Linked DNA regions of Homo sapiens: region 2 is linked to region 1. A link is an interaction called in ENCODE POLR2A ChIA-PET data of the cell type or tissue named here. Cell type or tissue: OCI-LY7. All regions are shown on one strand. Each heading gives the region's core, and the rest is flanking DNA. Links, peaks and the distances in the headings are about the cores only. Region 1 has its middle 67 kb from the start of MIR4464. Region 2 has its middle 130 kb from the start of MAP3K7.

Evidence for each region. Peaks named below come from ENCODE experiments on the same cell type or tissue, not always from the same donor. Only the 100,000 strongest peaks of a DNase experiment are listed, where the experiment ranks them.
Region 2: POLR2A ChIA-PET joins it to region 1 with 28 read pairs; 2 of 35 experiments call an interaction of 5 or more read pairs at or near these places.

What each region holds. Positions count from the first base shown.
Region 1 is chr6:90,372,372-90,387,585 of GRCh38, reverse strand. No RefSeq gene overlaps it. Among named protein-coding and RNA genes, the nearest start is that of MIR4464, 67 kb to the right of the region's middle. RefSeq lists an enhancer at 1,276-1,870. In OCI-LY7, for the core only: CTCF peaks have their summits at 4,610, 4,811, 5,634 (motif pointing right) and 12,068 (motif pointing right); DNase peaks (open chromatin) are centred at 4,665, 10,705 and 11,715; H3K4me3 peaks cover 5,459 bases; H3K27ac peaks cover 7,487 bases.
Region 2 is chr6:90,451,286-90,466,499 of GRCh38, reverse strand. No RefSeq gene overlaps it. Among named protein-coding and RNA genes, the nearest start is that of MAP3K7, 130 kb to the left of the region's middle. In OCI-LY7, for the core only: no CTCF peak of the experiment used is centred there; DNase peaks (open chromatin) are centred at 6,889, 7,379 and 7,649; H3K4me3 peaks cover 1,191 bases.

The DNA.
Region 1 (15,214 bases), core at 4,322-12,321:
ACATCCTTTGCTGATGACTCAGGCAGTATGTCATTTAAAAATCCCTGAAGGTTTTTGAAAAGAGAGAAAGGGAAATGGATGTGGAATGAATGCCTGTTCTATAGTGGGCAGTGCCTCATTTAATCTTCCCCAAAGTTAAATTATTTTCCAGGTGAGGAAACCAATACTCACGGAGAAGCAAGATCAATTAGAAAATATGGATTAGGATATAGAGAAAGGAAGCTCCCCTCTCCCTCACCCTCCCCTCCCCCAACACTCCCACCCCTACTGCCCCCCAAAAACGAATGCCGACATCCAGGCAACTCACACCAGAACAAAAGTACTGTGTTTTCCTAGTGGTGCCAGCGAAGCCTCGAGGCTGGCAAACAGAAGCCTATGGCAGCATCCCAAGATCTCCTCCCTGTCCTGTGTCCAGTCGACTCCAATGCTAAAGGGAACCTATGACTCTTATATTCCACGTGGCGTGGCTCTCACCAGTCCTGCTTCTTCCTCACAACTTCTCTCCTCGTGGTCTTCTTATCCTGTGTCTTTTCCCTTCTTAATCACAGTGTTATAGATAAAGGGTCCCTCGCCTCATGAAATCCAGTCCCCAGCTGATTTGCTTGCCTGGCATACAACTTTTAAGTACTCTCCACTGCAGTCTATAAAGCCAGGACAATAACACTCACCCTCACACCTCAGGATTTTGCACATTAACTTGTTAATGGTTTGGCAAACATTAGCCCCACCATAAAGGCTGAGATAAAACTCTGTCTTCCCTTTCTGTTCTTTTTTTTTTTTTAACTAAAGCTAAAAATCTTCTTGTGCATTAGAAAGCTGATATTTTCTTTATGATAACTGTAAAAATCAGCAAGTTGGATGCACTGGGGAAAAAAACCAAATTGCACATACCTGTACTTCACTTTTTATCTAACCAAACAGTGCAATGTTATGGGGACACAGATGCCTTCTCTGTGTAAGTGATCGTCATCTAGAGCTTGACATCCCTCATCCATCACACTGCCCTCTGTGCATTTCAGGGCTTGGAATAAACAAATCTGGGAAGCCATATATGTTCTTGTTGTCTAAGTTCATTTCACAGCACATTGGTTAAAGTGGATTTTTAATATGTCATCCACATTCATGTCAGTAAGCCAGTCTGAGGAGCTAATGAAGGTGTGTCAGTTGAGGGAGGACTGGCTACCTCAGTGCCCTGATTCCTTGATCCCCTGGGGCTCTCTCTCTGCACAATTCTACCCCAGCGTTACAAACACACACTTTCCTGGCCAAACCTCCCTTGAGTCAAGGCTGTCAGTCATTCCCAGCCCAGCAGTAGTTTTACAAAATGCACAAAGGGTAATTACAGAAAGACCACCCCCACTGATTTTCATATGTAATCTTACCTTGGGACTGGAACCCAAGCCCCCACTTCAACTGCTTCCTATGCAACTTAAACTTGGCAAGCACAATACCATATAACTGCTTGGAGGGGGAGAAGAAAGCAGGGGGTGGAGGTGGGAAAGGGGAAGTTCAGATTAGCACAGCCTTGATCTTGAAGATTATTATAAATCCTTTAGCACTGTTGAAACAATTAGATCACTTGATTGGCCTTAACATTCCTCATCCCATAAATTAGCCTGGTGGGTGCCTCCTACTGTTAAGCAATGCATTACATTGTTCCAACACCAACATCTGGCTAACAGAGAACAGACCAATTTTAATTTTAGCTCTTAGAAATTATACCTATCCCAGTCCTTATGATAACCTCTATAATGAATACGTAGAAATGTGGCTTTTGTCATTAACATTTTATTTGAAAAATTCCTTTTGTTCTAGGTATAACATGAATAAAACTTCTAAATGGTGCTCAGTTTCAAAAGTTGTTTTCTTCCTCAAAATTTGCAAGTAGATATTTTCAAATGGTAAATTTCATTGAAAATAGTTTATTTCAAACATCATCTTTTACAAATTGCAAATACTAATACTTCTGAGATGCGAATATTGACACAGCATAAAGTACAATGCTTTCTACCACTATAACACTAAAACAAATAGAACATATGTTCCCTGATTCTTTATAATTCTCCTAAATTATAAAACCAAATAGACATATAAGCACATATATCAATCATTGAACCCACAAAAGTAAAAAGATAGTGTCAGGTTCATCATTAATTTTCACCTATATTTGAGAGAGAGATGAGACGAAGAGTGATATACAGAAAAGAGAAGGTGAGAGGGAGAAAGAGAAGGCAAGGAGAGAGAAAAAAGAAAGTAAAACTTTGCAGGGGCACCAGGGTGGCACTCACTGAGGAGGAGGCACTGCCCCCGCTACATCCCAGGAGGGCAGAAGCAGCAATGGGATCTCACAAGAGGGGGCAAAAGGTACGTGATAGTAATCAGCCCTAAAACAATGCTTTCTATGTGCCAGATACCCTAAATGCATGAATTGCTTTAATCCTCATAACAACCTTATGAGGTTTAAATCCATTTTTGGATGAAGACATTAAGATACAAGGAGGTTAAGTACCTTGCCCAAGGTCATACAGCCAGTAAATGGCAGAGCCAGGATTAGAACCCGGGAGACAGACTCCAAGAGTCCATGCACTCAGCACCATGCTGTACTCCATCCCAAATGTGCTGGAATTTACCCAGCCGAGTTACTGTTGCTCCATCAGACCAGCCGCCTGAGAGGATCTGCCTCCATTCTAAAGACTGTGCCCCTGCTCAGCCTCTGGGTCACTTCCTTTGAAACTGTCCTGAGACCTGTACCACATTCCTTTGCTCTTTAGTGGTGGCAAGTTTTAAACCTCTTGAGAGTGGATACGACTTTTTGGAACTGCCGAGAATCAGAGGCATGCATAGAGAACAGAGTGAGCTCTGGAAAATAATTTTTAGATTATTTTCTAAAATTATTTTTAGATTAAAATTATTTTTAGATTACGATTATTTTTAGATTAAAAACAGAATGATGTTAAAGGTAATAAAGTAGTTTCCTTTGTGGCCCAGGAATTAGCTTTGCTAGTAACAAAAGCATCTTAATCTCCAATTGTATTGGCAATTGTATACGACTAAAATTTGCATGTAAGGATCATCTAGATCTTCTGGAAGTCTGCTTGTTTTGACCACTTTCCAGTCATTTCCAGACTCTGCTACTCACTGTGTCCGAGGAGACTTTCCACTAAGCTGTAATATTTATCTTTAGTATAGTCTTTTGTACCCTCAGCTTTCCTACAAGGGCTTCTAGAGCATTCTTGTCTTTCCTGATAAGCAGAGAAAGTATTAGGTATAATGACATTGGTAGGACTGAAATAGGAATCCTGATCTTTTAAACTCTGATATCTAATGAGAGATATACCAGGAGATAAAACAACTTCAATAGGCAGACTCCACAGGCCATAGTGCTCGGGGAATTCTCAATTCTGATGCAGGGGCATCAGTGTTGCTTGCTCCAAGACTTATTAGTTCATGCAGCATTAATTAATTAGAATCAGGAGAACTGACTCACACTATACACATTAAAAACTGATGTATAAACTGGAGTAGACATTTATTTGTTTGTTTGGGGGGAATTGTCCTTCTCATAACTATACAACCTGTTGTGATCAAGTACAGTGTATTTATCCAGTATGTTAAAACTTATTTCTGTCTTTCTGGATTTCAAGGCCTTTAATCATTGGTTACCGCATCATCACTTAAGACAGTAGATATTACAATGGATTAGGTTACTAATTCTGCATTAGGTTATCTGCATTATCCATTTCCTTGCATTATTATCTGTGTTTGGTCACCTTAAATGGGCTATTTCCCAGCCCATGTGTAACTCACCTCTTGATTTGGACCATCACACGCTTTCTCAGTTGATAATTTTTGTTCTTTACTTGGTTAGAATTCAAGTATATAGTACTAGGCTTAAGCCAAATAAAAGCAAAATGTTTAACTGTTCCCTCCTCACTAATAACAATAACAATAATAGCTGGCATCTGTTGAGTTCCTCTTATTGCACTTTGCAGGTATTAAGTCATTTAACCCTCACTACTACCCTAGGAGGTAGTTTCCGTTATTATCTACATTTCATAGATAAGGAAATTGACCTGAGAAATAACTTTCTCAGGGTCACAGGGTGAGCAAGTGTCAGTAAGTGTCAGAGCTAAAATGCAAAAGCAGTTTGATGCCCACACGCTTAACCACAACACTGAATTACTCTCTTAGCCTCTTTGCAACTTGGGTGTTACTACTACTACTACTAAAAAAAAAAAAAAAAAAAAAAAAAAAAAAAAAGGAAGTAGCTGTTTTTCTCACTTGCCCTGACTCTAGCTAACCGTTCTTGACTTCTTTGCATTTTATCCATGCAGAACAAAGCTATATTTGTAATCGAACTCCAGATAAATAAGTACCTGTTCTTTAGCAGAGTCAAAATCTGAAAATGTTTAGCTGAAGCTGGTAAAATATTTAAATCCAATAACGTCCTGAATAGAATGTAAGGATTCTTTCCTTTGTTATCAAAACCTAAAGGCATCCATAGGTTCATTCCATTCTGCACTTCAGTTGTTTCCTTACAAACTCCCCACCCTCACCCCTACCCCTAGTTTCTGGGGCCACCAGATAGGGACAGCACCTCCTGGGCAGGAGAACGTGGAGCATAGTGGCTGCGCACACAATCAGCAGTGAGTTAGCGGAAAAGACCACAGAAATGTTGGGCATCTGGAATTATAGTTCGTGTCTGACTGAGAAATCTTAGGAAGCCCATTTAATTGTTCTGCCCCCGTTTTCCTCTCTTTGAAATGGTGTTAACAGTACTTGCCTCTGTCTACCTTATGCAGGGACATTTGACCCTCAAGAGGCAATGTTTAGAATAGCACTTTGCCCCCCAGGGTGTATAATCCAAATAGAAATCACATTTGTTGTATTATTTTCTGCTGCTGTATACCTGCATGAGACTATTTTTAAGTTCGTTTCTTTTAGCCTACTTATAGCAACAGATAGATTTTGAATGTTGACCTTTGCACAGCCTTAAAGAACATTATTAAACAAAGCAAATGGCCTCTCAGTGACAGCTGAGATGTAGTGGGAGGACTCCCAGGTGAAGTCAGGGTGTCTGGGTTCAAGTCCTGAGTCCAGGTTCTAGCATCTGAGTTGGATGCCACTGAGGAAGTCACTTACCCTCTCTGGGTCTCAGTTTCTTCATCTGTACAATAGGAGCACTACTTTGGAGTTCTGATGATTGCACAGGGGAATGAATATGAAATGGCTTTATAAAATGTCATAAACCTTCCAATGTTCATACTACCAGTAGGCAAGGAGAAGCAGAAAAGCCTCAGGACTGGAAGAAACATTTTGATGTTAGCATAGATGCTTGGGGCTCTTGTTCAAATGTAGATTCCATTGATCTGGGGGCAGGTATTGAAATCTGACATTTCTAAAATGCCATGGTTCCACAGGCTAACTCCCAGTCTCCTTTTCCCTGGTTTAAAATGTTCATACTATTCCAAGAGAGCTCAAACATTATCTGGTCCAATTCTTTCCTTTTACAGGTCGGAAAACTAAGGCTCAGAGAGGTCAGATGACTTCTCCAGGGTTGACTCCTCACACCTTCTCTATTTTCTCCAACTTCTGAGTGGTTTCTTACAGCAGGGGGCACAGGCTACCTCTGTGGACAAGGAGCTCCTGAAAGAATGGAGGGGGAGTGGGTACTATTTTAGGACACTAGTCAGTTTGCACCTCAATTGTGTTCTCTGTGCAAAGGAGAAAGGTCTATTCTTAGACATCAGCCAGAGCTTGGAAGAAGTAGACTCAATCATTAAAGTAATCCATGCACACCTCGGTAAGTTAATACAGTCATCCATAAAGGAGCTGGGTAGGAAGGAAACAACAGGTACTTTGAAGGGTTTACAAAATGTATTTGTACCAGGGCCATGTAAAAGCCATTTCCAAGCCAAGAGGAAGGGCATTTATTATTTTCATTTAACATTTATTGAATAAAGTGTGTTGCAGAGCAGGCTCTTATAATCTGAGCCCCCTTTGACTGTGTGCATAAGCTTTTCAGATACCTGCAATTTCTTCCTCTTACTTAGAAAGATGATTATTGAACTGCAAGAGGTAAGTAAACATTAGAAGAGATCTTGGAAGAAATCTGTTAAATAGTTCAAGGGCTCTTCCTGGCAGAAGGAATCAGATACCTGACCTTCAATATATCGCAAAAGACTCCAGCAGAAGGAATTGGACCTTCAAATGTTCATACTACTAGTAGGCAAGGGGAAACAGAAAAGCCTCAGCACTGACTGGAAGAAACATTCTGATGTTGGACTAGATGCTTGGAGCTCTTGTTCAAATGCAGATTCCATTGATATGGGGGTAGGTATTGAAATCTGGCATTTCTCACAAGCTCCCAGATGATCTAATACTGGGTTAGTGACACCACTTTGAGTAGCAACTTCATTCTGTATGTATCCATCCTTAGCTATCACTGGACAGTCTGCAAGCCTTTCTGGGGCTAGCATTAAGCAAAAAATGTAAGTTGATAAAGGTTGCCCCTCAATAGAGGAGTAACAAGTATTACCTCTATCACCAAACATAAAATCTGAAAGTCCTAAATAATATTGAGGAATTTGGAATTTAATATGTCACTCTCTCCAGGGATACTTGCCTTTGACTAACAGCTGGCAGGAGAGGAGACAGCTTAACACAATATTCCTCCAGAGGTGCCATTTCAGGTATGAAGGAAGTGCTGGTGAGAGTCCTATCTTAAGGGTCATGCCCTTTCTAGCATCCCACAGTCACTTTTAAATATTCCAACTTCAGAATATGTCTCTGAGTCCTACACCTGAAATAGCCAAAGCAGATTTGTGTACAGCTCTCTGTATCCACGGGTTTCACATTCATGGTTTCAACCAACTGTGGATCAAAAATGTTTTTAAAACAATATAATAAGGCAAAATAATACAAATAAAAACTATATAACTATTTATATAGAATTTATATTGCATTAGGTATTATAATATTGTATATATAATAATGTATTACATATATTCTATATAAGTATATAGAATTTATATTGTACTCGGTATTATAAGTAATCTAGAGATTATTTAAAGCCTATGGGAGAATGTGCATGGGTTACATGCAAATACAATACCACTTTATATAATGGACTTGAGCATCCCTGGATTTTGGTATCCAGAGGGGTCCTGGAACGAATCCCCCACAGATGCCGAAGGACAACTGTATGTGTTGTATAGGCACTTGAGCAAATTTCCAAGTGTAGAATTTTAACCAACTAGGACAAGGATCATGATAGCTTAAGCAGCTCTGTATCTCCTAGAGTACCTAGCGTAATGCCTGGCTTAAAATAAACTCCTAATAAATATATTTGACTGAAGGAGATGGTGAGTAGATATCTATTCATATCTCTGAGGAAATATGGTGATTGGAAAAAATACTATTTAATTGGTTTTCAAAGCAAAATTACAGAATAAACTGGATAACTATTTTTTTCCTCAAACCATCAACTGATTCCATATAATTAAACTGAGCCTTAAGCCATACTCAGGAGGAGTTCAGCTTCAGCCTCTGTTCTACATGGAGAATTTCTTCTGGTGTTAGGGGACTCATATGACAACCAGTATGTCACACAGGACCACAAAAATTCCAATACTCTAAATATAAAGTCTTCACAAGACAGTTGATCCAGTATGACAGTGGATCAACAAGTATAAAGACGAACTGAACTGACACAGAGAGCTGTACAACCATCGAATAAATGGTTATGGGGTTATCTTGATTATGAATAAATTTATTTCAATTTTTCTTTTTGCATCAAATATTTGTTATACAACAAATTCAAAAAACTTATTTTTTTCCAGTTGAAGAAGTAACTTCAGTTTTAAGATAACAGATAAAAAAACATTTTAAATCACAAACTGTGTTAAATATTTGGGGAAATAAGTTAGGCCGACCTCAATGGAAGCCAAACCTAGAGTTATAAAAATTGAATTGTCTCATATACAGCTGAATCACATATATTTTTTCTAATCAGCTTTACTGAGGTGTAATTTAAAGTGTGCTGCTCGTTAAGCTTTGACAAGTGTATACCATAACCAAGTTATAGAACATTTCCATCATTTCCAAATCTTTCCTCATGCTCTTTTATGGCCAGTCTCCATTGCATCCCAAGACCACCTCCCTGACAACCACAGATCTGCTTTATGTCACTATAATTTTGCCTTGTCTAGATTTCATATAAATGAAATCATATAGTAGGTATATGATTTTTTCTTCAGCTTCTTTCACTTAGCACCTTGCCTTTGAGATTCGTTCATTGGTTCCTATCAGTTCCTTTTTATTGTTAAATAATACTTTATTGTATGGATATATCATAATTAGCTTATCCATTTACTAGCTGATGGACATTTGGGTTGCATTCAGTTTGGGACTATTTCAAATAAAATTTCTATAAACATTCAGGTATAGGTCTTTGTGTAGACATAGCTTTTCATTTCTCATGGGTAAATAGGATTGGCAAGTCATATGGTAACTGTATATTTAACTTTATAAGAAATTGCCAAACTGTTTTTCTGAAAGTGGCTGTGTCATTTTGCATTTCCATCAGCAGCAGATGAGAGTTTTAGTTGCTTTACATTTTCACCAACACATGGTGTTGTCAGTGACTTTAATTTTAGCCATCTAGTGTATGTGTAGTGGTGTTTTGTTGTTTTCATTTTCCTAATAACTAGTGATGTAAGTATTTTTAATGTACCTATTGGCCATTTGTATATCTTCTTTAATTAAGAAAAATTAATGGTTTTAGAGTAAAGGTGGCCCCGCTTCAAAGATTGGTGAACTGAGGCCAAGAAAAGAAAGTATAAACTCTCACATTTATTCCACAGAGCCCCTGAGACAATGTCCTTGGGGAAGAAGTGAAAGGTTTTATTAAATAGAATTCATTTAATTAATGGCTAAAATTAAAACTGGTACATGTGAATTTCCACAATGTTATATATTTGATAGTCTATATATGTGTGTGTGTGTGTGTGTGTGTGTGTGTGTGTGTGTGTGTGTGTGTATATATATATATAGTCAACATAATGGAATAATTTTCAAATGAGAATAGACATCTAAATCCTAAATTAAATGATGGGAAGGATAACCCCTTAATGCTAATTCATAATACAAAAAATTCTAGTTTGGGTCAGACATTGAACATAAAGAGAATATAGCACAGTGGTTAAAAGTGCTGGCTCCAAAGTTGGACAGTGTAGATTCAAATCCTGGCTCTGTTACATGTGGGCATGTAAGCCAGGGTGACATATTGAGTTCTCTGAGTCTCAATATCTTGGTGTATAAAATGAAATTAATAGGCTGGGCACGGTGGTTCACACCTGTAATCCCAACACTTTGGGAGGCCAAGGTGGGCAGATCACTTGAGTTCAGGAGTTCAATATCAGCCTGGCCAATGTGGTGAAGCCCTGTCTCTACTACAAATACAAAAATTAGCCGGGTGTCGTAGGGGGTGCCTGTAATCCCAGCTACCTGGGAGGCTGAGGCAGGCGAATCCCTTGAACCTAGGAGGCAGAGGTTGCAGTGAGCTGAGATCACACCACTGCACTCCAGCCTGGGAGACAGAGGGGAGAGTCTGGAAAAAAAAAAAAAAAAGAAGAAGAAGAAGAAAGAAGAAAGCAAGCAAACAAGCAAGCAAGAGAAAATAATAATAGCTACCAGGAAAACTTGTTGAGTTTAACACATGTTAAGTGAGAAGGAAGGAAGGAAGGAAGGAAGGAAGGAAGGAAGGAAGGAAGGAGAAAGAAAGAAAGAAAGAAAGAAAGAAAGAAAGAAAGAAAGAAAGAAAAGAGAAGAGAGGAGAAGAGAAAAGAAAAGAAAAAAAGAAAAAAGAAGAAGGGGAAGGGGAAGGAGAAGGAGAAGAGGAGGAGGAGGAAGAGAAGAAGAAGGAGGAGGAGGAGGGGAGGGAGGGAGGAAGGAAGGAAGGAAGGAGAAAAGAAAAGAAAAAAATAATAGCTACCATGAAAACTTGAAAATTTGTTGAGATAACACATGTTAAGTGTTTAGAATAGTGTCTGGCATGTAATAAATGCTCAATAAACATTAGTCATTGTTATTATTATATGGACACTTAAAAGCACAGAATTGCAATAGGTACATATCAAAGCCTCTGAGCTAAAAACATACACAATTCACTCTGATAAATAGGCCTTTTACAAGCCCGACACTTGGAAAATGTCTATTTTCCATCTCAAAACATGTTTAACGAGGATTCGTTCTGCAAAATCATCCCATGTAATATGCTAGGTAAGTTGTCCTCCTTTCTAACAAGAGCAAGCACCAAGAAAACAAGGCTGAGGATAAGGTTTCCCGAAAACAAACCCCATAATTTGACCCTCTTCAACCCAAATAGTTGGCCAGTGGCTCCTAAGGAGTTTCTTTATGACATCCTGGACATGAGGCCAATGGCTTTTGAAGCAGCAGCTCCTATTCTACAGCTATACAGTAAGGTTAAAAAAATAATAAAAATTTTAAAAATCAAAAACTTTTAAAAAACACTAATAATTCAATATTGCATTTAAATTAATATTTTAATAATCATTTCAGTATCTACATTCTTGTGGAAAATAGAACACATATGTGTCAGATGGTTATTCATTAAATCATTTCCAAATGCTAGGACCCTTGTAATCAGTCCAAGTGCCCCCAAGGTCTGGAGCTCATACATGGTGAAACTCCATGCTAGAACACACATACAGATTTTCTCAGCCATGGCTCTCCTAACAGGATTTTTTCCATGTTGTGTTTAATGATATCCTCTTGCACTAAGATCACAACGTTTTCCCCGAGAGTTTTATGTTTATCATGGGAAGTCATTGTAGAATGTGTGTACAACCCACAGATGACACTGTGAAGGCCTCCCAGCACAAGGGAGACTGATTCCTTCAAATATACCAATTCTGTTTGCGTTCTTGACTGTGGCTTCTGACTTCTTCCTTCTGATTCTATCAGATCCCTTCTGGAGCTGGTCCTAATTGCTTTTCACAGAGGATGCAAACTGGAAAGTTCCTACCTATTCAGCGAAGGCACTCCAAGTCCTGGGCTCTTTTCTCCTCGGGGGCAAAGATGAGACTTCTCTTCTGTAGAGATCACAGGTGCATCTGTACAGGTTGGAGTGCTCCCCCAACCCTGGACCCCTAGGAGCAGCCGTGATTTGTGACACAAGGCCCCACCCGTTGATCTACTCTTCACACAGCCGTGGAGAGCCAAGAACTGGGAGGGAGGTGAGTCAGTGATGAATTTTTCTTGAACAGCAAAGACCAATTGGTGGTTCGCCTTTTTAGTAAATTCCAAGATTCTGGAGTCATTTAAGTCCAAAGGGGAAATTTGTGAGACTGGGGGAAGGGGAAGTAGTGAGAAAATAGAAGCAACAAAAATATGCCTCCAGTGTTCTCACTGCTCATTAGACCAGCACAGAGCCAGTTCTTGTATGGCCTGAATAACTGGTACTTTTTATAAGCAACTGAAGAGCTATAAAAAGCTTAACATTTAAGAAAACAACAAACAGCTGTGGCTAGTGAGCAAGGAAAATCTGAAGAGTGAGCCTGTCTGGGTGGCAGGAGGTCACACTGCTTCATGAGGAAGTACTAAAACATCACTAACATTTGCTACATCAGTGTGTTTCCCTGGTTGGTCACACTTCTCCTTCCCCCCACCTCAGCCCCACTCTCCTATCAAAATAGAAGAACAAATATACGTCACCAGAATGCTCAGCAATTATTTCCTGAAAACAGCATTTCTTTTACATGCGCTTAATCATGTGTTAAGCAGCGGTACACACGAGGGGATCCTGATCAACAGAGTGAGCAAACACCCATGTGTGAGTTTGGTTCCCAATGCATTTGGGCTGAGCCTCACTGACCCGGGACCCCTGGGCTTAGTTCACGTGCACCTTGAGGTTCTGCACAGCTGCCTTTCCCTTTAACGGAAAATGCCATCTGCAGGACCAGAGCTAGCAACAGGCAGCAATAGCTCTCCCAACTTCCTCTCATACTAATCCATAATAAGCTCAATGATAAGGCAATTACCAGTGGGAGGCAGTAAGGTAAAGTGATCAAATATATCGGCTTTGGCTTCTCAATTCAAACTCTAATGCTTACTACTGGGTGACCTTGAGCAAGTTAACTAGCCTTTCTGTGCATTAGTTTCCTTAATAGTAAATAGTAAGTCAAAATTATCTTCCTCTGGCCTTCAGCTGAGTCTTAGGTGGGCTTGTTAGACAATGCTCTAGGCTGACTTTGAGAGGCACACAATCATCTTTCCTTATTTCCAAGCTTTAGATAACTTTTCTTAACAGCACATAATAAATGTCACTTGGGACAAATAGAAAGTGAACAAGAAAGTGGTAGGCCTGAATTCAATCATATCAACAATTACGTTAAATGTAAGTGGACTAAACACTTTTAACAAAAAGGAAGAAATTGTCAGAGTGGACACAGAGCAAAATTCAAAACTAATACATTTCCTATAAGAGATACACTTTAAATGTAAAGATTCCAATCAGTTGAAATCAATTGGATGGAAAAAAGATACGTTATGCAAACAGTCTATATAGGAAGGCTGGAGTGGCTTTCATAATATCAGATAAAGCAGACTTCATTACAGAGTTTTGCCAGAGGAAAAGAGGGGCTTCTCATAATCACAAAAAACATGACAATTACAGATGTATATGTACCTAATAACAGCTTCAAAATACACAAAGTAAAAATTGACAATCTAGACAATTTACAATCACAGTTAGAGATTTTACTCCCCTCCCATAGCAATTGACAGAAAAACTAGACAAAATATCTGTAAAGATGTAGAGGATCTGAATAACACTATTAATAAATATCAGCTGCTATAATTTTCTCTTTCGTTTGATTCACATCTTCAGACATCTGCAAAGCTGCCAGTTCTGGCCCTCTAGACTCTGTGAGGAAGCCACTAAGGCCACTGTCCCTTCAGGAGACACAAACACATGGATGGCATCATGCTGCAGGAGACTTTCAGAGCTTAGTCTATGGAGAAAATGCTGAATGGTGCAAGGCTGCATCTTTTTTCCTCCTGAACCTGTTTCATATGAATCGATTCTAGGATCACCAGTCTGTCCCCACAGTCATCCTGCCATCTGCTAGGCTTGGTAGCTGTTGCCGGAACACTTAGGATCCTTCCCTAAGATGTCTAGAGTGTCGTCACAACAGATGTTTAACCATCAAATTCCACACATGTTGCCTAGGGCAAGTCTTCCATATGAGGACAATGCTGGAGGTCATGTGGGATTTAAGAATCTTTGAAAGTGTCCATAGCAAACGAATTTATTATATTTTGGCTCTGTCTTTTAGGTGAATTCTAAACAAATATAGCCCTCATTTATCTTTATATCCTTTACCAACTACTCTGATCTAATTGAAGTTTGTCTTTGAAGGAAAAAAATAATTGACAAAAAGTTCGTCCTTTTGAAGAGTGTGAAAGATGAGGTTTCTCTTTAGAAATCTTTTCTACCAAGGGCTGTGTAGCTACATTGCAGTATTAGAGCCTCTGGGGAATTATATGTGTGATACAATGGCCTTCTTATCCCAGGTGAATTGGGCAAAGGCTTCCCCAAATAACTTATTTTTCATTCACTTGAGACACATAAAGTTTCAGTTAAAGGATATGCACACAGAGAATTTCACATTTCCAAGTTTTGTGGCTTCTGTATGTTGGCATCTCTAACCACCATCAATCCCCTTTCCAGAAATTCCACTCATCCCAGCAGCCGTTACCAGGCTGAGGCCACAATGGAGGGCAAAAGCTAGGGGGTATGAATGTGGGCCATTAGAGGGGCCTTTGCAAAGGTTCTCTTTAAGATCCATAATTTAAATGGATACCTTTTGTCCATTCAGGCACAGATGGGGATAACAAAAGATCATGGCATTAATGAGGTAGAAAAGCCATTTCTGAATTGCGAGGGCTCTAGTCTCAGGATGGCCTCCTAACACAGCAGCACTCCCAAGAAAGAAGTGCCTACTACATTTCAAACCCTTCAACTTTAATCTCGTCGACAATTTTCATGTTTTCTCCTTAAAAAGCATTATGAGCATACACCTCCCAAATGACAGTACCAAAACCTAGTCAGCTACAGAAAGCTTGGCCATTGATAAGATATATTTCCCCTTCAAGAACTTGTTCACCTGGACTCTTCCTCCATGGATATACCATTAAAAATATACAATTCTAATATTCTCCACTTCTTTAAGAGAGTATTATACTTTACTGACCAAAAGGAGAATCCAGATGAGTATTATGTTTTACTGACCAAAAGGAGAATCTAGATCATCCCATGATTAATCTTTTCAATGCTCTGGAAAGGCAAATAGGTGGCAGGCACAAGGGGAAAGTGCTTACATGAACACATTTTTTACTGGAACTTGTCCTATTGCAAAGCTCTTCTGCCAGATTCCATTAGGAAATTGCAAGCAGATTCATATATCCAAGTGCTCCTCTCTCTCCTACTCATAAATATATAGACATCATATGGCAGGGAGGGGGGATGAAGCTGATTCTCTCATGGCATACCCTTGCACAGCAGACGTGTAGGCAAATGCAAATACCGAACATAGTAGTTCATGCATATGTGCACATGAATATATATCATGCTATTACTACTCATCAATGAGATTCCAAGTAGCTACCAGAGGGGAGAGAAAAGTCACAATCAATATAGCAGTACTTCAGAATGTCAATTAAAGACAGCGATAAGAAGACAGGCAGGCTGCCCCCAGCAATACAAAAATAACAGGAACACCTAATGATTGATTAGGGGCTGGGCCAAATTTCAGGTCTGAACTCATCACAAATTATGCTACGAGCTCATGGGGGAAGGTTCCAATTGGCATTTTTGAGCCACACGTCCCATTCCTTTGATACAGACATCAGGACTGTCTGGGAGATGATTGGAGAAAAAGCCCAAACAAGAAACGAATTCAGGAAGAGCTGTTTCCCATCCAAATGCTTTCAACTTTCCTGAGAACTCTCTCAGATTCTTTAAAACGGGCCAATAGTATTATTCCACTTTACCATTCTGGTTCTTATTGAAGGGCAAAGCCAGCATGCAGAAAGATAAGGAATAGCAAATGAAAATGTCAGTGGGCAGGTAGGAAGGTTGTAACACGGGAGAGTCTTCCATCTGGAATTGTGGATGAAAAAAAAACTATTT
Region 2 (15,214 bases), core at 3,606-11,605, 80 kb before region 1:
CTGAGAGTCACAAAATATCTTGGTGCATGCCAGAAGCTGTTTTCTAAAAAGGCCAGTATGTCTTCTAGAGAAAATCCTTTTTAAAACAATGTTCAAACACAGCATACCATTTTTAGACAAGGGTGATAATGGGGACAACGCTGAGGAGATGATACTTCTTAGGGTCATTTGGCTTCCACTGAGATAAGGGGTGTGTGCAGTCACAGACTCCCTGCTCCCATCCCTGCCGGTGGATGTGATGGGTCACAGGGAACTCAAGAGTGGAGTGGAGGGAGAATGACTCTGGGCAGAAGCAATGCAGTGACTTTCCTGCCCATGGAGGGATCGATGGAGACACTGCTTTTGCGTATGAAGCATCCAAATTTACCATTTTCTTATCTGACTCATGGGAATATACTGCCCCTCCTATATTTCTACAGCCAGGTGACAACTAAGAACAAGGGATAGCTCAAAAGTGTGGTTTCCTTTATTATTCCATCCATGATTTATTTTCCAAGAGGACCTTGTGATGGTTAATACTGAGTGTCAACTTGATTGAAGGATGCAAAGCATTGTTCCTGGGTGTGTCTGTGAGCGTGCTGCCAGAGGAGATTAACATGTGAGTCAGTGACTGGAAGAGGCAGACCCACCCTCAATCTGGTGGGCACCATCTAATCAGCTGCCAGCTCAGCTAGAATAAAGTTGGCAAGAGAAGATGGAAGGGCAGACTTGCTGAGTCTTCCATCCTTCACCTTTCTCTCATGCTGGATGTTTCCTGCCCTGAAACATCGGACTCCAGGTTCTTCAGCTTTTGGACTCTTGGACTTACACCAGTGCTTTGCCAGGGGCTCTCGGGCCTTTGGCCACAGACTGAAGGCTGCACTGTCAACTTCCCTACTTTTGAGGTTTTGGGACTTGGACTGATCCACCACTGGCTTCCTTGCTCCTCAACTTGTAGATGGCCTATTGTGAGACTTCACCTTGTGACCGTGGGAGTCAATACTCCTTAATAAACTCCCTTTCATATATACATCTATCCTATTAGTTCTGCCCCTCTAGAGAACCCTGACTAATACCTGTCCTGTAATTAAAAAACAAAAAACAAATATTATCTGTTTACCACTATTTGAAAAGCAAGGACATCTCAGAATACAGAGATCATGTGAAGGTTCTCCAGAAAATATTTCTCAAACACTTTGAACAGGATGTGGAGTCTGTGATAATTCTATTTCACAGGCCCATCTCTAGGAATAAAATATCTTACTAACAACTTGATAGTTTTTTTTTTTTAATTAGTAAGAATAGAGAGGTATTTTAGCACTATTTAAGGGTACCTGTACTTCAAACAATTGATACCAAATCTCTTTAATGAAACTCTGCTAAATATTAATTCTTAAGTACTAGGAATTGGGTAGATTAATTACAAGATTCTGGTACCTGCCTTATTTTTATTTTTTACAACTTGTACTTCTACTTTTCTTTTAAATCAGTTATGTCAGGTCTTCTTTGAGAAGTGCAAATTAAGGAGATTTCCCTATATATAAATATTTCAAAACTGTTAACCCAGTATCTATTGACCCAGTGGGCTTTCAGAAAAGGGAGGAAATCCTCTGCTGTATTTTATAACCTGCAGGAGACTCCTGGCTGGTAACAGTGTGCCCCTGCTGCGGTGTTGCCAAGAATCCCAGCTTTGGGGTATGCATGTCTCCAAATCAAGATGTTTGGAAAGATTGCTTTTCAGGCCTATCCACTTCCTTAGGTTTTCCCAAAATAATACTAAGTTACCAAGAATGAAAAACCCAAACCACAAGATAAAGTTCTGACTCCACTCAGAAGGCTCTGAAGATAAGATCCACGGGCGATTTATCTTGCAGAGCCTATGCATAAACACATTCAACCATTCCCCACCCACAGAAAGACGAAGAACGATTTACTTTTCAGTTCAGAAAAGGAAAAGGGATTCATAACAATTCGAGTTTGCCTTCAGGAAATCAATACAATTTGTGACCGGGTGCAGTGGCTCATGCCTGTAATCCCAGCACTTTAGGAGGCCAAGGCGGGCGGATCACCTGAGGTCAGGAGTTTGAGACCAGCCTGGCCAACATGGTGAAACCCCATCTCTAATAAAAATACAAAAATTAGCTAGGCATGGTGGTGTGTGCCTGTAATCCCAGGTACTCGGGAGGCTGAGGCAGGAGAATCACTTGAACTTGGGAAGCAGAGGCTATAGTGAGCCGAGATCACACTACTGCACTCCAGCCTGGATGACAGAACAAGACTCCCTCTCAAAAAAAAAAAAAAAAAAATTGTTTTCTTATGACAGAAGAAGAATATATGTCTTCTTAATTCCTCTCTTCTTAATAAAAACCATCACTTCTCACTGAAGCAGGCAGACGTGTGTGGGTCTAATCTGTGGTCATTGAGCTACTGAAGAGTGGGGCTTTCCTAACATCTCTGGGTGTATTCCCTCACCTGCAAAGACAGGGGCTAGAATGAATGTCCTCTGGGGTCCCTCATGGCTACGATCTGTGTTTCTATCTACTTCCTCCTGGTGGACTGTGGAATTTCAAGGCCTTCAGCTCGTCTGTCCCCACTGTCCGCACCTTTTCCTGGAGCCCTGTTTCTGGGCACCCAGCAGCTGCCACATGCGATGTTCCTGCCTTTCAGTTGACACAAGCATTTCTTCCCACCACCAGCAAAGTCCCAGTCAGAGATGTGAAAGGGAAGAAGGAAAAAAATAGACACAGACACATACATGTGAATATATGCACATATAAAAATATGTGTTCTAGAGCAGATTCAGAGGACTGGGATAGCCCTGAGTTTAGTGCTCTGAGTCTCATCAAGGTAACTCTCCTTGGCAGGAAGTGACCCAGTGAACATCCTGCCCAGTTACATGGGGCCTCCCACACATCCTGTTCCTCACTGGGGAAGGCTTACCTGCCACCCAGCCTGGCTTTTTAGGCTAGAGTGACTGACCGATTGGGTATCTCCTAACCATTTCGCAGTTTCTATAATAAAGTTGTAGGGCAGCATGGCTCAGGAAGTGGCATGCTACCACCCAACCCCTCAGTCCCAATCTCACACATGTGGCCTTCCTAGTTCCTTAGCAAAACTATATGTTAAGGAGCTGCATGTCCCATGGTCGTTTGCCCTGAGTCAAAGGCTGATAGGAAAGCCTAAAGCTACTCACTTTCTGTTGTCTGCTTATGTAACAAACAGGAGCCAACTATTATTCCTAGGGGTTTTATTTTGGTTTGTTTTTGGGGCAGGGTCTCACTCTGTTGCCCATGCTGAAGTGCAGTGGTGCCATCTCAGCTCACTGCAACCTCTGCCTCTCAGGTTCAAGTGATTCTCTTGACTCAGCCTCCCTAGTAGCTGGGATTCAGGCGTGCACCACTAGGCCTGGCTAATTTTTGTATTTTTTAGAAACAGGATTTCACCACGTTGGCCAGGCTGGTCTCAAACTCCTGACCTCAAGTGATCCTCCCGCCTCAGCCTCCCTAAGTGTTGGGATTACAGGCATGAGCCACTGTGCCTGGCCTATTCCTAGGGTTTTTCACTTTCATTCAGGAAACAAGAAACAAAAATCTCCCCATGCTCTTGTCTCAGGTTTGGTCATCTACTCCTTTCCCCATCAAAAATGGGTCAGAGCCAGAATGATTCCCATGTTAGGTGGAGGCTTTGAGGCTGTGACTTGCTGTCACTTTTTAAAATAAATGAATTAATGATTGACTGCTGTGTGACTGCCAAAGTAGTACTGATGTTCATTGTAGACAATGGCTTTCTGGGCTATCACAGTGGGGACTGGGTTGGGGTATGGATATTGAAGGTGTAGAATGAAAAGGGGCAGGAAGGAACAATCAAAAGAGGAAAAAAAAATAAAGACCACCGTATGAATGTATGTAACTTATGCATATATACATGCATCTATTAAATCATATTAAAAGATTTGGAAAATGTAGAAAAGTTCAAGGAAAAAAATTAAGTCTATAACTTTGCTTTGCAGAGAGGACCCTTGCTAAAACTAGGATTATTTCATGGACCTTATTTTGTTTGTTTACATAAATGTAACATAAGCGTCCATTTCTGTAACCTGTCTTCTTTCCAGCTATTAATATATCACAGACCATTTTCATGGCTAGTAGCTGTGGGCCCCAGGCAAGGCTGAGCTCCTTGAATCATTCCAGGAACCACTGCAGTGATTTATTGCTTATTTTATGACGGAGGATGCAACCTTTGGTTTACCTGGGTTCAGTGATGGACTCACTCAGTCCTCAGAGCCTCAGAATTATAGCCTATGAGAGCTCATGAGTGATCCTGGAGATCAGGCCTCTCATTTCACAGATGAGAAAACTGAGGACTGAATCAGAGCCAAGCACAGGACTAGATCCAAATCTGCCACTCAAGGTCTATTTCACACATGCACATCCAAAGAAGGAAAAGTCTTCCCTTTCAGCAAACAGCCCACAAGAGGACTCGAGGTGGAAAGGGATGTGCAGCCTTGTACAGGATTTTACTTAGTGGTGTGTGCTCAGCCCCACCAAGGGGAAGGAGAGGCCACGGCTGGGGGACGGGGAGGGCGTGGGCTGGGGATTCGGCAGGATACAGTGGATCAAAAGCCCAGCTGCTCCAACACAGCAAAATACACACTCTACTATTCCAGAGAATGGGGCCTCAGGTGTTGGAGGTGTTAGCTCTGCCTTCTTTGTGAAGAACTGGGCCACTTCTCAGCCCTCTCCTCAGCTGCCACCCTGTTCAGGGCCACCTTCTGTCTCCTGGATTATTGCAGGGGCTCCTTACTGGAATTCCTGCTTCCACTCTGCCGACCACAATCCTTAGGCTGAGCTCTTACAAGAGCCAGCCGGACCCTTTTAAAATACAAAACTGCTCGAAACCTGCAGTGGCTTTCTATCTTACTCAGGCCAAAAGGCAAAGTCCTACAAGTATCCACAGGGCTCCACCCTGCTCATTTGCTTCCTGGTCCTCCCACTACTTTTCTCTCCTGTTTACTGGGCCCCTGCCATGTTGGTCCCCTTAGTGTTTCCCAAACTCATCTCCACTAGAATGTAAGTTCTAGGAAGCCTGGGATTTCTGTCTGTCTGTTTACTTAGGCAAGCCCCTTGTTGCTAGTCATAGAAACTAACTACAGCTAGCTTAAGGGGGAAAAGGAGACAATTTACTACAAGAACTCATGAAATCTAAGGGCAGGAGGGAAGCCTGGACTCAAGAAAGGATTGGAGCTCTGGGAAAAGGCTCTGCTCTCCTGTTGGCCTCTGAACCATAGAATAGGATATGACCACCCTAACTCCAATTCATTTATTTAACTATTAACTTTTTTTTTTTCAGACGAGGTTTCATTCTTGTTGCCAAGGCTGGAGTGCAATGGCACGATCTCGGCTAGGTGCGATCTCGGCTCACCGCAACCTCCACCTCACAGGTTCAAGTGATTCTCCTGCCTCAGCCTCCCGAGTAGCTGGGATTACAGGCATGAGCCACCATGCCTAGATAATTTTGTATTTTTAGTAGAGACAGGGTTTCACCATGTTGGCCAGGCTGGTCTCAAACTCCTGACCTCAAGTGATCCGCCCACCTCAGCCTCCCAAAGTGCTGGGATACTACTAATTTTTGTGTATCGTAGTGGCAGGCACTGGCGTGGGTGCTTGGGCTGCATCAGGAACAAAGCTACATTCTAGTAGGAGAGGTAGACCACGAGTGTAACCAATGAGCACTTATAGCTTGTTAGATTATAAGGGTTGTAGAGAAAGAAGGATGGGGTGGAGTAAGAGGGGATCCGGAGCAGGAGGTAGGGGTGCTGTGGGCAGGATGCACTTTTAAACATGGGCAGAGTAAACCCCAGGGAGAAGGTAAGACTTGAGGAAAGACTTCTGGTCACCACAGAGACTGACTTGGAAACCCCCAGGTGTCCACCTCAGGTTCAATCAACTGTCACTAGGGAAGGCAGGGTCCCACGAAGCAAGCATGGTTTCTGGATGGGGTGGAAAGGTGAAAGCCATTCCCAGAGAAGAGGGAGTTATCCTGAGCTGGAAAGACATCTCCAAATGTATCTTCCACTAGGGGATTTAGGGACCCTCTGTTCTTACTGCACATAGAGTGCCTGCAATGACTTTATAGCTTGCTTTTTTTTTTTTAAGTTGTACTCAAATTAAGCTGTTCAGGTGACTCGCCTGTTGGAGGTCTGTGGTAAACCAGACACCTCGCCCCCCACCCTCACCCCGCAGTCCTGCCGCATTTGTGGGAAGGCGGTATGCTGCTAATTTCCTGCTGAATTGCTGAAGACAAGAGGATAGAAATGGTGATATTGTAAGGAAACTTGCTGAATGCATATTGACTCAGAATGACTGAAAATTATGCACCACATCCCCAACTGACAGGCTGTTCCTGCCTCTGGGGCAGGGTGGCCCATTTGCAGGACAAGTGAACTCCTTTCTCATCCCTACCCTAAGGATTTTCTCCTTGAAAGAGCAAAAAGTCACAGAGAATTAAGGGCTTGAGAGGGAATAAGGGATGAGACATATTGGAGGACATAATGGCAAAAGCTATGCGATTTGGGTTATTTCCTTGTAAGGGAAAAACAAAAATAGGAATGGAAAATTTGATAAACCCCAAGTCCTCCACTGCTTTGCAAGAAAAGCCTGAAAGAATTTTGAGTCTGGAGGACGAGCTCAGAGGACCCTCATATATTTACAACCTTATCTGAATTGTTACCCTTTGAAAAGGAGAGAAGTGATAGTTATAAATTGATGAACTTAGAAATGTCAGGGCCCCATTATTAGAAGCAAGTAATGTGAGACTCTTCTGGAGTTTCATGTAGCTTACTATGGCTGTGAGGTCATGGCAGAGCTCTAGGCTGACCTCTGAGTACAGAAATCTCTCCCCTGCACTTCCCGTTTTACAGGATTTGCAGGCAGCCGACACTAAAGTCTTGACATGTGGAACTCCTTGCTGGTGGAGAAAGATGCTGCAGGCAAGGTGGAGACAGAGTGAAACTAAAGGATGTTCTTTGTTTGCCATGGCCAAAGGAAGAGTGTGTGCATGTTTATGGCTCCAAGTCCCCAGGGCGTTTTTATGGGGGCCGCCTGCCCAAAGCCATCCAAACCTGAAAGAAAGTCCCATTCTGGCTCACACCAGCCTAAGGGAGCTAGAGCCTCCTGGGAGCTTGTTGGTAAACAGAAGATGCATTGTCCCTGGGTCACCCATGATTGTCTGCCTCCTGACAGTAAACAATTAATGCATACAATCACAAGCAACACTGAAGATTTGCATGAGTCAAAATTAGGAAAATGTCTTCTGATTTGCCTTTGAGTCTCAAGAGAATACTAAGCATTGACTAGCCTGCAGATCTTGTTATATTTACCTGGGCTTCCCTTCCACGGTTTGAAGCAGATCCCTCAGAGGCTGCCTCCACCCACGTGTGACCTCTGACCACAAGGGACCATATAGCAAAGACTTCAGAAGCATTTTGGAGAATCCCAAGGCCCTGAGAGATTGGTCTGTAAAGCTAGGGGACCTTGGCTTTATAAACCCAGTAGAAAAATATCCCCATAGGTTTTCTGGAGCAGAAGGAAAGATTCCCAAGTGCAGCTGGCTCTCTCTCTACAGAAAGTTCCATCTGAGGAGCCACCGGAAGTTCTGTCTGCTGCACCTTGGCACAAAGCCCAAAGATCAGACTTCAACAAGCCGGTACCCTCTGCCTCAAGTAGGTCCACTCCCTGTGCCGTGCAGAAGCGTGGAACCCAGGGCTGCCAATTTGCCACATGCTGCTCACTGCTCATTTTACCATTGTCCAGTTTGGGCCCCTCCCAGGAACCTGGGCTTCACCTTGCCACTGTAAAGCTGCTTTCTGTAGAAGTAATATGACCATAGCACTTTCGCTTTTCAAACTGTTTGCCTCCCATATTTCCCAGAGACCTCTCTGAGTTCCTGGAAAGATGAATAAGAACCTGCCAAGCAATGCGTCATCCTGTAGATGCACAAGAACACAGGGGACTGCTGTACTCAGGGGCCGGTGGAGAGTCCCAGGGTGAACTGGCTGCCCCCACTCAGTTCCAGACAGCACTCGGGTGATATCTTCAACATCAGGATGACACTTTTTCTCTTAAATGACATCAGGGAGTTGTAAGGGAGCAGCAAGTGAGTAATACTTGAAGCCTCTATAAAAAGAACGTGTAGGGATTATGAAAAATGTATATTCTTTCCTGTGTAGATTACTCCAGCCTATTTTTGTAGGAGGTATAGAGGCAGTGACTCTGTTGGGAAGAGCATAGGCTTTAGAGCCATGTAAACTCAAGTTCAAATCCTAACTCTGTAATTTCCTCATATATAGTCGTGGGCAAATCATTTACCATCTCTAAGCCTCAGTTTCCTATCTGTGAAATAAGGACAGTGATCATCTTGCAGTGGGGATTATTGTAACTGGATTGGAAGCAAGGTAGAAAAGTCAGCTAGCACAATGCCGGGTACACAGTAGGTAGTCAATAAATGGCAGTTGCAGCTTCTGTTGCCATTTTAAATAAAAATAGTGGCAGTAATGAAAGTAGTAAGAAAAAATGGAATGATCTGGGAAGGTATATTCAGACACTTTCCCCAATGCCAGAGAAGCAAGTTAATAGATTATGCAGAAAGACCTACAAAATGTGGTCATCAGTGTGGGCTGGCCTTTCCTAACCCTCATTCCTTTTTCTTTCTTTTCCACTGTGGGGACAAGAAAAGCTAAATAGCCACTTTTCCAGCAAAAGATTGCCATAAGATATAGTTCTGGCCAAAAAGATGTGGGCAAAGAGCTTCTTTCTTGATAAAAACATGGCTAGTGCAACTTTTACTTTCCTTCCTCCTGCCATGAATGGAGGCATGAGGCATGGAGCTAACATGGCCACGTTGTACCCATGAAGTCATGAGCCAACGTGGTTAGGGTGTCAGAAGAGAACGAAAAAAGGCCTTAAGTTCTTACCAACATCGTTGAGCTGTTGCATCAGCCTTGAGCTGCCTACTTTCAGACTTTTGTGTTTTGTTTTGTTTTGTTTTTTGAGATGGAGTCTTGCTCTGTCACCCAGGCTGGAGTGCAATGGCGTGATCTCGGCTCACTACAACCTCTGCCTCCCAGGTTCAAGCGATTCTCCTGCCTCAGCCACCCGAGTAGCTAGGATTACAGGCACCCACCACCACGCCCAGCTAATTTTTGTATTTTTGGTAGAGATGGGATTTCACCATGTTGGCCAGGCTGGTCTCGAACTCGTGACCTCACGTGATCCGCCCGCCGTGGCCTCCCAAGTGCTGGGATTACAGGTGTGAGCCACCGTGCCCGGCCCAGACTTTTTAGTTTTGTAAGAAAAAATACCTTTCTATCTATTTCAGTGACTCAGATGGGCTTTCTGTTGCTTACTGCTGAAAACGTTCTTATCTGATAAAGAGTTTTGTGATAAGCTTCTAAAATACCTTGCTGACGTACCAGAAAAACTCAGTCACTTTGACTTCCTAATCACACTCTCAAGAGCATTAGTTTTGTAGACATTAGATAATCCTAACTATTTTAGTGAAAATGAATATGTATCTATGAATGTGTGTATATACACATATATTTATATAGCAGTTTATTAAATCTGAGAGATTTGCTTTAGATGCAATTCTTGACCTTTAGTGTGCACATGTGCATCATAATCACAGTGGAATCTTTTAAACACACCCATGCCTGGGCTCTAACCCCAGAGCTTCCAGCTTCACACACCTCTAGTGAGGGCAGGGCATTACAAAATTTTAAAGCTCCCCAGTTACCTGTGTACCAAAGGAGAACTACAATGGAGCCCTCCCTAACAGGGACCCAAGCTCAGCAGACTCTGTCTCCTACATAACTAACTCCTCCAAGAGTCAGGTTGGAAAGGTACAATAGCTTTATGGGCAGCCTGGCATAGCTCTACTATTTTAACTCAACAGAATTATTGTACATAATTACAAAAAGTTATCAAGCTTCATAAAACACAGAATTATTGTACATAATTACAAAAAGTTATCAAGCTTCATAAAACACAGAATTTATATGCAACCCTCTACTGTAAATTATACAGGTTTCTACTTTAATTTTACACAGCACATGGTCTAGATTAACCTCATTCAACCTGTGTTGAATTCTGATATTTCTGTGCAGGGACCAGAAATACCAGAATTGCTGCATTATTATCTTATTTTACTAACTCAGTTAACCATGATAGAAATTCATATGCTAGTATACGTCCCATGAGCTAAGCCCAACATAATCACATATGGCAGAGCAGAGCTATCTTGATGATAGGCAGGCGGCTGACTCTTCGCCTTTTGAAAGGTTGCTATAGTGTGTTGCATCCCTCACAATGTAAAGTATCCATATGGTAAGATGAGAATCCCTCACATTGCTGACCCACTGCATGTTTTCCTCTGAATTTTAAATTTTTTTACACTATCTGTAGCTTCTCTGTCAGAGTTACCCCCTTGCTTATATTTCCTGAATAGATTTTAAATGAGACATTTATGTGCATAAAATAAATATGTATAAATATCTGGAGGATTTTTGTTTTTTGTTTTATCCAGTAGCAAAATGTTTGTTTAATGGGACAAATCTGTTGGCTTGTCAATTAAGCTTCAATTCTAATATAATCAGTAGAAGTTATTGCTAAAAAATCTTAGGAGTGACTTATTAATGCCAGTATAATAATACATGGAGACCAGACATGGTGGCTCATGCCTGTAATTCTAGAGCTTTGGGAAGCTGAGGCAGAAAGATCACTTGAGACCGGGAGTTCAAGAACAGCCAGGGCAAATATAGCAAAACCTTGTCTCTACCAAAAAAAAAAAAAGCCAGGAGTGGTAACACACGTTTGCAGTTCTAGCTGTTCAGGAGGCTGAGTCAGGAGGATCGCTTGAGCCCAGGAGTTCAAGGTTACAGTGAGCTGTGGTCACACCACTGCACTTTAGTCTAGGTGACACAGTGAGACCCTGTCTCCAAAAAAAAAAAAAAAAAAAAAACTGTGGAGTACTGTGTTAATTCCTTCATCAGCCCACCTTTGAAAAATAATTAGTAGGATTCACAATATAATATCTGTTGGTGCAATTTATGGCAACCCATCTTTACATTGCATTTTTAGTTTTCACTAGTAGTAATAATGGTATAGCTTCGAAGAGTTCTAACTGTATACCAATGACTATGCTCTATTCTTTATATGAATTATTTTATGTAATCCCCACTACAACTCAGTGGGAGAAGGTACTGTTATTATGACCATTTTACAGATGAGTAAACTGAGTTTGAGAAGTTAAATTACTTGCCCGAAGTCCCAAAGCCAGTAAGTGGTAGAGCCAGGCTTTGAACCTACATGTGGCCGATGCTAAAGTCCACCCTCTTAACCACTGTGCTCTGTTAGCACCATTTATTATCCATATTTGTCAACCATATTTTTCTCTGAGACATGTTGTAAGAATCTTTGTAACAATTATCCTATCATGAATCACCAGCAATAAACCCTCCAGTCACATTCTGTTTCAGCCTCATCTGTCGGTCTATCAAATCCTTTTCTTTTCATTTCTTTTTTTGTTTGTTTGAGACAGAGTTTCACCCTTGTCACCCAGGCTAGAGTACAATGGCATGATCTCGGCTCACTGCAACCTCCGCCTCCCGGATTCAAGTGATTCTCCTGCTTTGGTCTCCCAAGTAGCTGGAATTACAGGCACCTGCCATCACGCCCGGCTAATTTTTTGTATTTTTAGTAGAGATGGGGTTTCACCATGTTGGCCAGGCTGGTCTCGAACTCCTGACCTCAAGTGATCCACCCTCCTAGGCACCCCAAAGTCCTGGGATTACAGGCATGAGCCACCCCACTCCCAGCCTATCAAATCATTTAAAACCAGCAGTGGATCTGAATTACACTTTACTTGTTTCTGTGACTGTATTTGTTGTAAAGTCACTTCCATAGCTGCTGGTGTGATGGAAGGAGCACAGGTTTTGGAGTCAGATGTTTTATGTGGCTCAGGCTGGAAACATAATCTCTTTAAGCTATAGTTTGCACATCTATGAAGGGGAGGTACCTTCCCACACCCGGGGAGTTTATATGATGACTAGACAAGCTAGCGCATGTCAGAAGTGCTCTGAGGCCGGGCACGGTGGCTCACGCCTGTAATCCCAGCACTTTGGGAGGCTGAGGCGGCAGATCACTTGAAGTCAGGAGTTCAAGAACAGCCTGGCCAACATGGTGAAACCCCGCCTCTACTAAAAATACAAAAAAGAGTTAGCCGGGCCTGGTGGCAGCTGCCTGTAATCCCAGCTACTCAGGAGGCTGAGGCAGGAGAATCTCTTGAACCTGGGAGGCAGAGGTTGCAGTGAGCCAAGATTGCAACATTGCACTTCAGCCTGGGCTACAGAGTGAGACTCCATCTCAGATAAATAAATAAATAAATAAATAAATAAATAAATAAATAAATAAAGTGCTTTGAGAGCAGTGGTGTGAGACACACATGTTATTTTTAACTTTCTTTTAACCCAACTTCCTGACAAGTTTCACTAATTCATGGCCACAAATCTCAGATTGGCCTTCAGTGATGCCTCATAGTCCTATACACTCTCCACATCTCTTAACTCTTTCATTCTTCAAACTAACTATTTCACATCTCTCTTCACATTGTCCCCACTCCAATTCTAGCTGGCGACCTTGCCTCACACTTCATCAACAAAACTGAAACAACCAAAAAGACCTCCCTCATCATGTTGCATCCCCACCACCACCCTACGGACCTGATGACCTTTTCTTATTACTAAGGATCAAGTGTCCCACAGAAACCAACCAGCTTTCAGCTCCCATCATCCTTCCCAGGGACTTTGTTTCTCTCTTTCTTCTCTTCAGCATCACCCATTTTACTTTCTCTAACAGATAGTATGATCCTTTACCTCTCATATTAAATAATAGAAAGAAAAAAGATTAACTCTCTTGACCATGTATTCCTGCCCAGCTCCCACCATTTTACTTTGTTCTCCTTCACAGCAAACCTTCCTAAAGTCCTTGATTATTATCACTGCCTCCACTTCCTCACCTCGCATTCTCCCCTCAACCCACTTCTGCTGAGTTCCAGCCCCTTCGCTCTTTATGCTGCAGAGTCCAACCTGCAAGCCCTGTCCTCATCACACTTGAGCTCTCAGCAGAAGTCGGCAGCCTTTGCCACTCCCTCCTTTTAAAATCCTTTTTTCTCCTACCCAGCAACACACTCTCCTGGTTCTGCTTCCCCCTTGCTAATTGCCTCTTGTCCAGCACTTTTGCCAAATTTGCTTCATTTTCCTGACTTCTGATTCTTCAAGTAGCTCAGGATTTGTGCTCTGACCTCTTCTTCGTCTGCACTCATTAGTCTCACTCAGTGTCGTGGCTTTAAATATTATGTATATACCCATCACTCCCTCTCCCTCGCACCAGCTATTTGAACTCCTTGGCACTGCCACATGGATGTTAAGCAAGTATCTGAAACTTGTGCCCAATCAAAATTTTTGATTTTCCCTCCCAAAGTTCCTCCACCAGTCTTCTCTATCTCGATATATGGCACCATCATGGTACCACCAACTGGAGCCATTAAATGGTACCATTTGCTTATGACAAAAAATCTAGAAATTATCCTTGATAACTTTCTTTGCATCACCCTCACATCCAAACCATTGACAAAACTCTCAAGTTCACCTTAAAACATAGGCTGAATCTATCCATTTATCTCCATCCTCTGCCAACACACATTGGTAGAAGCCATTATTACCTCTCCTGTGGCATACTTCAACAACCTACTAACTGATTTCCTTGCTTCATTTTTACTTTCCTATGATCTCTTTTTAACATAATAAATGGAAGAAAGGAAAGCTCTTCCTTATAGTTGAATTCCAAATAATAAACATAGAAGTGATGTATTTAGAAATTCATCAATGGGTGCTAAAACTAGTAAAAGTTTGATGAGCAATAGGATATTTACATAGTCTCAAAGAAACTCCTCAGGAATGACTTATTAATTACAAAGGGAAAATTAGTCACTTTAAAGAGGACAGACTTGGGGAACATGGCCTTAAGCAAGTGATCAAAGCTAACATCACCAGTATTGGGACAAACAATACTCACAGGTCCACATGGCTGGGGAGGCCTCAGAAACTTACAATCATGGCAGAAGGCACCTCTTCACAGGGTGGCAGGGGAGAGAATGAGAGCCAGCAGGGGAAATGCAAGATGCTTATAAAACCATCGATCTCGTGAGAACTCACTCACTATCACGAGAACGGCATGGGGGAAATAACCCCCATGATTCAATTACCTCCACCTGGTCCCACCCTTCACATGTGGGAATTATTACAATTCAGGGTGAGATTTGGGTAGGGACACAGAGCCAAACCATTTCACTGTTCTTGCAAATTTCTTGTAAGTTTGAAATCATATCAAAATGAAAAGTTTCCAAAACACTATACTCATCTGGCCATGTGATTTTTCTGCTTTCTGCCCCTCAGTAGCTTCCTAACTTCTTTATAGTAAAACTCAATGCCTTGCCATGGCTTACATAGCCCTCTGTGATCTGGCCCCTGCCCGCTGCTCATGTCATGCTGTATCATTCTTTCTCAGCCTCCTAAACCAGGTGTCGACAAAAAGAGTCAAACTCTGTAAAATATTTGAAGAGATTTATTTTGAGTCAAATATGAGAGACCATGGCCCATGGCACAGCCCTCAAGAGATCCTGAGAACATGTACCCAAGGTGGTCAGGGCACAGCCTAGTTTTATACACTACAGGGAGACATGAGACATCAATCAAATACATGTAAGATATACATTGGTTTGGTCTGGAAAGGCCTGTAAGGAGAAGGAGGGCTTCCAGATTATAGGAAGATCTGAAAATTTTCTGATTGGCAATTGGTCAAAAGCGTTACTATCAATAGAAAGTAATGTCTGTGTTATGATAAGGGGTTGTGGAGATCAAAGTTTTATCATGCAGATGAAGACTCCAAGTAGCAGGCCTCAGAGAGCACAGGTTGTAAATGTTTCTAATTAGACTTAAGGTCTGTGTTGATGTTGAATGCTGGTCAGCTTTTTCTAAATTTCAAAAGTGGGGAGGGTATAATGAGGCATGTCCCACCCCCTCTTCTTGTCGTGGCCTGAACCAGTTTTTCAGGTTAATTTTGTAGTGTCCTGGCCAAGAGGAGGGGTCCATTCAGATGGCTGGGGGACCTTAGAATTTTAT